3 separate regions of the Mus musculus genome follow, and all the other regions are linked to region 1. Evidence: chromatin loops called from intact Hi-C (ENCODE). Cell type or tissue: heart. All regions are shown on one strand.

What was found. Hi-C counts contacts between places; a loop is a spot of excess contacts. Peaks named below come from ENCODE experiments on the same cell type or tissue, not always from the same donor. Only the 100,000 strongest peaks of a DNase experiment are listed, where the experiment ranks them.
Region 2: it touches region 1 in a loop (7-fold over the local background); 10 of 42 quality-filtered maps call a loop at or near these places.
Region 3: it touches region 1 in a loop (2.3-fold over the local background); 13 of 42 quality-filtered maps call a loop at or near these places.

What each region holds. Positions count from the first base shown.
Region 1 is chr16:32,275,966-32,278,465 of GRCm38, reverse strand. Rnf168 (ring finger protein 168) reads right to left here and starts at 1,005. Exons shown (of 6, transcript NM_027355.2): 1 at 51-1,005. The coding sequence starts at 357. In heart, no CTCF peak of the experiment used is centred here; a DNase peak (open chromatin) is centred at 975; H3K4me3 peaks cover 1,499 bases; H3K27ac peaks cover 1,781 bases.
Region 2 is chr16:32,330,715-32,333,214 of GRCm38, reverse strand. Ubxn7 (UBX domain protein 7) reads right to left here and starts at 963. Exons shown (of 11, transcript NM_177633.4): 1 at 855-963. The coding sequence starts at 927. In heart, no CTCF peak of the experiment used is centred here; DNase peaks (open chromatin) are centred at 414 and 1,004; H3K4me3 peaks cover 1,900 bases; H3K27ac peaks cover 1,849 bases.
Region 3 is chr16:32,458,880-32,461,379 of GRCm38, reverse strand. All of the region lies in intron 3 of Pcyt1a (phosphate cytidylyltransferase 1, choline, alpha isoform), which reads right to left. Among named protein-coding and RNA genes, the nearest start is that of Slc51a, 28 kb to the left of the region's middle. In heart, CTCF peaks have their summits at 659 (motif pointing right) and 1,449 (motif pointing right); no DNase peak of the experiment used is centred here.

The DNA.
Region 1 (2,500 bases):
AAAGGGATTTTGGGCCGTTTTACCCAATAAACATGCTTAATTTTACTTACTGATTTCCTTTGATTCTTGTCCAGAGATTCTAAGCTTGCATTCCTTTGCATAGTGTTTTTGAATAATCTCCCACAGGTCTGTATTGACCAGAGAATTTCTTCGGGTATGGTACCGAGTCCACGAAGAGACCCGGCGACGACAGAAGGGACAGCATAGATTGGCCTTTTCAACAGTGGACTGGAAGCATGGGTTACAGAGCGTGTGGTTGCAAGGTAGGGTTACAGGCTCTAGGAGGATTTCCATACAGATCCCGCACTGACATTCGGCTAAGGAAGGGATGGAGGTTTTAGGTGCAGCCATCTTCATATGCTAATGAGACCTACCCAACGTTAAAATCAGAAAGGGACTAAAGTCGTCTTTCGCCTAATCACGCCCAGAACGGAGAAAAGCAGCGAGCCGTTTGGTGTTTACTCTCACACACAGCAGCGGACTGAGATCCAGAAGGCCTGAGTTCCCACGGGCCCGAGACAAGCAGGAGCTGTGATGTCAGGTCAACAGTTATGCCCTGAGTCCAGCAAGGGAATGAAAGAACGTTCCTCCGGGAGTCGGCGGCCTCGGGGCGGAGAGTGGTTCTGTCTCCCCGCGCCACACAAGCGCTCATCCAGCTCCCCTTCTTACGCGGTGAGGACCCGCCTCTACGCGCGAGGCGGCCGGGCTTGCCAGAGCCGGAAGCCCGGGCACCGCCGCTCCCAGAGCACCCGGTACCGCCCGGAATCCGGGCTCGGGCCGCCGCGGGACTTCCGTCTCGCCGTTGCGGTGGAGGCAGCCCTCCAGTGCCCACGCTCCAGCTTCTGGAACACCTCGCGGTACCCCCCGGGTCCCGAGACCCAGCCGCTCGCACCCGCTGTCCTGCCAATCGGTCTACTGGCCGCGGCCGGAGCAGGTACCCGGGCTCCACGGACGTCACAATTCCCCGCCAAAACGGCACGTCTTCCCCCAAGGAACCGCTCAGTCGGGCGGGACTTCCGGGAGCTGCGTCTGCGTTCCCGCCTAGCCTGCTAGTAGCAACTCCTCCCGCTTTTGGTCGCTCGGCTACTGTAGGCTGCAGAATCTTGCTTACTCAAGTAACTCTCTAAACCAAGATCCGAACAGGAATTTTTGTAATTATTCTTTCAGTATTCTTTAGGCTACCCTTCTCCTAACAAAGCTTTCTAAAGTTCTTAGTGCTAAAAGAAGAAATTACAACAAATTTACCTTAAAGATTTTTCTTAGCATTTATTTGCAACACTAGCATTTTATAGAATGAGCAGCAGATATTGGCCTTATAGACAAGTGACGCTCAAGGAGAGCAGCAACAAAGAGTTACACCTGTGGTTTCAAAGAATCCTTGTAAAGGTTAAATAAGGTGGGGGTGATATCCTTATGGTACTGGCTAAAACAGCAATGTAGAGATTTGGCTGTTATTGCTTTCCCTCTTGTTTTGGGGGTGCTTGGCTTGGGCCCTCTACCCCAGACTTTAGCATGAGTAAATGCCTATTGGGTTTGGTATGTGGAGTCTGAAGAACTCAACAAGAGACCCATTTCTATAATCAATCCCAGCATTTGGGAAGTAGTCACAAAAGGATTATTATAAACTAGCCTTGGCTACATAACTGGTTCCAGGTCAACCTGGGCTATATGAGACCCTTCCTCAATTGGTCAGCTGGTTCCCAAAACATTGCAGGCAGAGGCAGGAGGGTCTCTGTGAGGTAGAGATCAGCCTGGTCTATACAGTGAGTTTAGTAAGAGACTCTGTTTCAAAAAGGAAGGAAGGAAGGAAGGAAGGACCTCTGAACTAGGCATGGACACGTGTGTCTTGTAATTGAGGCATTTAGGTAGCAAAGGCAGAGGCAGAAACAGGAGGACCTGGAGTTGGAGTCTGTGATGGTTTGCATATCCTTGGCCCAGGGAATGGGACTATTAGAAGGTGTGGCCCAGTTGGAGTAGGTGAGTCACTATGGGTGTGGGCTTTAAGACCCTCATCCTAGCTGCCTGGAAGCAGTATTCTGCTAGCAGCCTTCAGATGAAAATGTAGAACTCTCAGCTCCTCCTGCACCATGCCTGCCTGGATGTTGCCATGCTCTGGCACCTTGATAATGGATTGAACCTCTCAATTTGTAAGCCAGCCCTGATTAAATATTGTCATAAGAGTTGCCTTGTGGCCAGGCGTGGTGGCACACGCCTTTAATCCCAGCACTCGGGAGGCAGAGGCAGGTGGATTTCTGAGTTCAATCCCAGCCTGGTCTACAAAGTGAGATCCAGGACAGCCAGGGCTATACAGAGAAACCCTGTCTCAGAAAAACCAAACCAAAAAAAGAGAGAGAAAAAAAAGAAAGAGTTGCCTTGGTTATGGTTTCTGTTCCTCAGATCTGTGACAACTTGGCATTTATACTTCTTTCTGTGTCACAGTCCACTGAGGTCTTCAGCTTCCTTTCTAACGACTTAAGGCCCACAAGCTTGGCAGAAAGTA
Region 2 (2,500 bases), 55 kb before region 1:
TTTCACGGATACTGACACCTAGAAACAGATTTCTCTGCAAGAAGTTTCTGCCGCCATCCCCATTTTATCAGCAAAGACTCGGGCGCCATCGTCTCGATGTTTGGTTTTATTATGAGGAGGTGGGAAAGGCCACCCAGGATTACTTTAGGCCTCACACACACACTAAGCTCAGGGTTCCCCCCCCCCCTATTCCTATGTGAAACCCTCGGTCCCTAAGGTGCCCCTCCGCACCCCTTGTTCCCGGCGGCAAGTCCCCCGGGATGTGTGAAGGCGCAGCAGAACCCACCCGCCTCACCGTTAAAGCGAGACGGCCCTCACACGGCAGGGCCACCGCCAAGGCTCCGGGGGGGCCCAGCGAGGGGAAGGGTAGGCCGGGGCCGAGGGACAGGGACGATGACCTGGCCGGGAAGAGAGGATGGCATGGGGGGAACGGACTGCACCGCCTGGTCCGCGGGCAGCACGATACCGAGAGGAGGTGATGAGGGAGGAAGAGGGCGGTGGCCCGGGTGCGGCCCCCTACTCCTCCGGCCCGCAGGTCCCGGGCCCCTGGCACCGCGGGCTCGGCCCATCCCCTGTACTGGACCGGCTGGGGGCGTGGGGGGCCTGTCTGGGAATAAGGGGAGACCGAATCCAGGGACTGAGGGGCACGCGCGGGGTGGGGGCGGGGGAAACCTGCCTCCCGCCTGAACCGCAGACCCCGGCCGCCGCCGCCGTCGTCGCCTGTGCCTCAGGAGAGGGCAGGAGCTGAGGGGAGAGCCCGAGTGAGGAATGCACCAAGGTGAGGCGAAGCCCGGGACAGCCCCGACAGCCTCCCCGTAGCCGACTCTTCACCTTCCCGTAACCGCGTCTCTTACCGGTGATGGCGGTGAACTGCTGGATTAACCCCTTCAGCGCCGACGACGCCGCGGAGCCCCCGTGGGCAGCCATCTTACCGCCGCCGCCGCCGCCGCGGAACAACAACACAGACACACACGGGGCTCCCTCCCCCACTCCGCGGCGTGCTGTGCGCAGGCGCACTGGCAGGCCCGAAGCTCCGCCCTCTCCCTGTCTGTGCGCGTTTTGCGCAGGCGTACTCTCCGCGAGCCGCCGCTTTGGTTTGAAGCCTGTGCTGCTGGCTGGTAGCTATTCTTTGAAACATTTGGTGCCTTCTCTGAATTCCGGAGATATCCTCCTAAGTACCGCATTGAATCCCAACATCCCAAAGAATCTTCAGACCTGAAATACCAAACTCTTGATGAAACGCTCAGGGTTTCACATAAAGTAGGTATTTTGTTTGGTTTTATGTGACGTTTCTTAAATTCTAAAGTGTAAGTTAATAGCTTAGTAAAAAATGAACCAGTCTATAGTAGACTTTAGTAAATGATTGTTCGCTCTGTTTTTCTTCAACAAATGTCTCAGTATATCTCCCCCCAGGCTCATTCTTACTTTCTAAAGATATTAAATCGGGAGGTTTTTTGGGGGGGGAGTTGTTTTTTATCCTTAAACAAAGATATATGCAGATACAGTAAATAAAATAAAGAGAACACTGGAAAGTGGTCCTGAAAACACCGATAATAGTTACAACTAAAAAAGAACTTGATGAGCCGGGCAGTGGTGGCACATTCCTTTAATCCCAGCACTTGGGAGACTGAGGCAGGCGGATTTCTGAGTTTGAGGCCAGCTTGGTCTACAGAATGACAAGGACAGCCAGGGCTACACAGAAAAACTCTGTCTCGAAAAAAAAACATGATGAAAGGGGCATTAGGAGGGCTGATGAGATGACTCGGCAGTTGAGAGCACTGACTGCTCTTCCCAAGGTCCTCAGTTCAAATCCCAGCAACTACATGGTGGCTCACAACCATCCGTAATGAGGTCTGATGCCCTTTTCTAGAATGTCTGAAGACAGCTACAGTGTACTTACATTTAAATAAATAAATCTTTAAAAAAACAAAAGAAAGAAAAAAGAAAGGGGCATTTAGCTTAGTTTTCATACTTTATTTTTAAATAAGGTAATAGTGTGTAACTTGCACAATTCTAAATACTTATTGCATTGCTGGTGTGTCAACTTGACACAAGCTAGAGTCGTGAGAGAAAAAGGAGCCTCAGGGGAGGAAAAGCCTCCATGAGATCCAGCTGTATTTTCTCAGTGAGTGACCAGTGAAAGTGGGCCCGCCTATGGGCGGTGCCATGCCTGGACTGGTGGTCCCTGCTTTTATAAGCAAGCAGGCTAGCACACCATGGGAAGCAAACCAGTTAACAGCACCCCTCCATGGCCTCTACCTCAGCTCCTGCCTCCAGGTTCCTGCCCTGTTTTTTCAGTGGTTAACAGCAATGTAGAAGTATAAGCCAAATAAACCCTTTCCTCCCCAACTTGCTTTATGGCCAAGGTGTTTCATGACAACAATAGAAATCCTGACCAATTTCAGTTATTTAGGATAGTTTTTATTTATACTTTGATGGTTTCATATATGTTTATCGGGTATCTTGATCATATCCACCTCTACCTCCTTACTCATTTTCC
Region 3 (2,500 bases), 180 kb before region 1:
TGCCACCTAAGATATATTAAATATTTAGTCAATGAATACATATCCTGAACTTCAAAATCCTTGCCTTAAGAAAAGATGAACTTTTAATATATGTATGGAGGAGGTGTGTGCATGTAAATGCAAGTACCTATCCCAGAGGCATCCAACTGCCTGGAGCCAGACTCCTAGGCGACTGGGAACTGCCCACCATAGGTGCTGGGACCTGAACTGGGGTCTTTTAACCACTACACCATCTCTTCAGCTCCCTAACCCTCTCCCTGTAATTTACGACATTTCAGGTTTGTTTAAACAGAATGTAAAACTCCGCTCTGACTGCTAACATTCTCATTTTCAGTTTGCCTTGATTACTAATAAGTAACACTTTGCTTTGAAAATAAATCCTAGCTAGGCATGGTAAAGCATGTATTTAATACCAGTGCTTGGAAGGCCGAGACAAGCAGATCTTTTCCTTTTCCCATTAATTAGGATAAAAAAGAACTGTCTGTTGAGTTATTTGTAATAACTGTAGTGGCCTATGAAAAGAAAAGCCAGGAAATCATCTGCAAGTGCATGAGACCAATTCCAGGGTCAAATAAACATATTGCTCATTGTGTTTCAAATGAGCAAGTCCAGGAGCCTAAGGACACTAAAAGAGGAACTTATTTCACGGTGGCAGCAGAGGGCAGCAGTAGGAACATGGCCACCTCTTAAGGAAAGAAGGACCAGAGTCCCGTCTGATTGACAGAACTGAAGCCTGGAGACATACTTCTCCCCTTGTCCCGGGGGCTGTAAGCTTTGCACAGCAGTATCTCAGCCAGTGAGGTTTATCCAGGGCATGATTACTGCCAAATAAAACCTCTTGCCTGGTGGTGGTTGCGCATGCCTTTAATCCTACACTAAGAAGGCAGAGGCAGGCAGATTTCTTTGAGTTTGAAGACAGCAAAGGCTACAAAGAGAAAATCTGTCTCAAAAACACAGCACTAAAACAAAACAAATCAAAAAAGCCTCTTAAGGGCTGTGGATCAGGGAAAAGGAAAATGGTTGTCAAGAGGTTTGGATTTGGGCTGGAGAGATGGCTCAGTGGTTAAGAGCACTGACTTCTCTTCCAGAGGTCCTGTGTTCAATTCCCAACAACCACATGGTGGCTCACAACCCTCTGTAATGGGATCTGATACATTCTTCTGGTGTGTGTCTGAAGACAGCTATAGTGTACTCAAATAAATAAAAATAAATAAATCTTTTTTTTAAAAAGAGGTTTGGAATTTTTTAAAGATTTATTTATTTAATGTATGCGAGTACACTGTAGCTGTACAGATGGTTGTCAGCCTTCATGTGGTTCTTGGGAATTGAATTTTTAGGACCTCTGCTTGCTCCAGTCAACCCTGCTCACTCCAGTCGGCCCGCTCGCTCAGGCCCAAAGATTTATTTATTATTATACTATGTATAGTACAGGTACACTGTAGCTGGCTTGAAATACACCAGAAGAGGGCATCAGATCTCATTATTGAAGAGCAGTCAGTGCTCTTACCTGCTGAGCCATCTCGCCAGCCCAGAGGTTTAGATTTTTAAAATAGCTCTATCCATAAACATGTAATATTTAAACTGAGAAATCATACATTGCTGATAGGAACATAATTCAGCAACCTTTATCAAAGACAAATGGCAAATGCTTGGCTCCTTCGAGCCAGCCACTGTCACTCCAGGACACGGTCTTTCAGACATACTCTCACTGTGGCGTTGTTTGCAATAGCAAAGGTGTGGAGACAACACTTTACTGGAAAACTGAGCCCATGACATGGTGCAGGAGCCATAAGCTAGGTACTTGGACAGACACAAGAAGCTGATCGTCCTGGTTGCTGTTAAGAGAGACGTGATGGCGGGGAGACAGGCTGAGAGGAAGACTTCTCAATCTGCGTTCTTTCAGTGCTGTGGGTGCCACATCAGGTTATAATACAGGAAATACATTCTTACTGAAATTTTTGCTTTTATCTAGTATGTGTGTATGGGTATAAAAGAAAGAGACAGAGAGCAAGCATATGCAAGCACACCATGGAGACACATAGAGAACAGAGGACACTTGTGGGAGCCACTGTGTGGGGTCTGGGGACTGAACTCAGGCTGATGGGCTTGGCGGCAAGCTCCTTTACCTATGAATCAATCTTGCTGGCCCAAACATTAGAATTAAGTAAAACAGGACAATATAATAGAAAATAATAAGTGTGTTTCTTCCTTCCTTTGAGATAGGGTTTCTCTGTGTAGCTCTGGCTGTCCTGGAACTTACTCTGTAGATCAGGCTGGCCTGGAACTTACTCTGTAGATCAGGCTGGCCTCGAACTCAGCGAGATCCTCCAAGCCTCTGCCTCCGGAGTGCTGAGATTAAAGGTTTGTGCTGCTGCCACCTGCTGTGGTTTTCTTTTGATACTAAGAATTAAAAACCCAGGGATCCCTGCACCTGCTTTACCATGGAGCTATGGCATTGTCCTATTGATGTTTATTTACTATTGTCCTATAACGTAAAGGT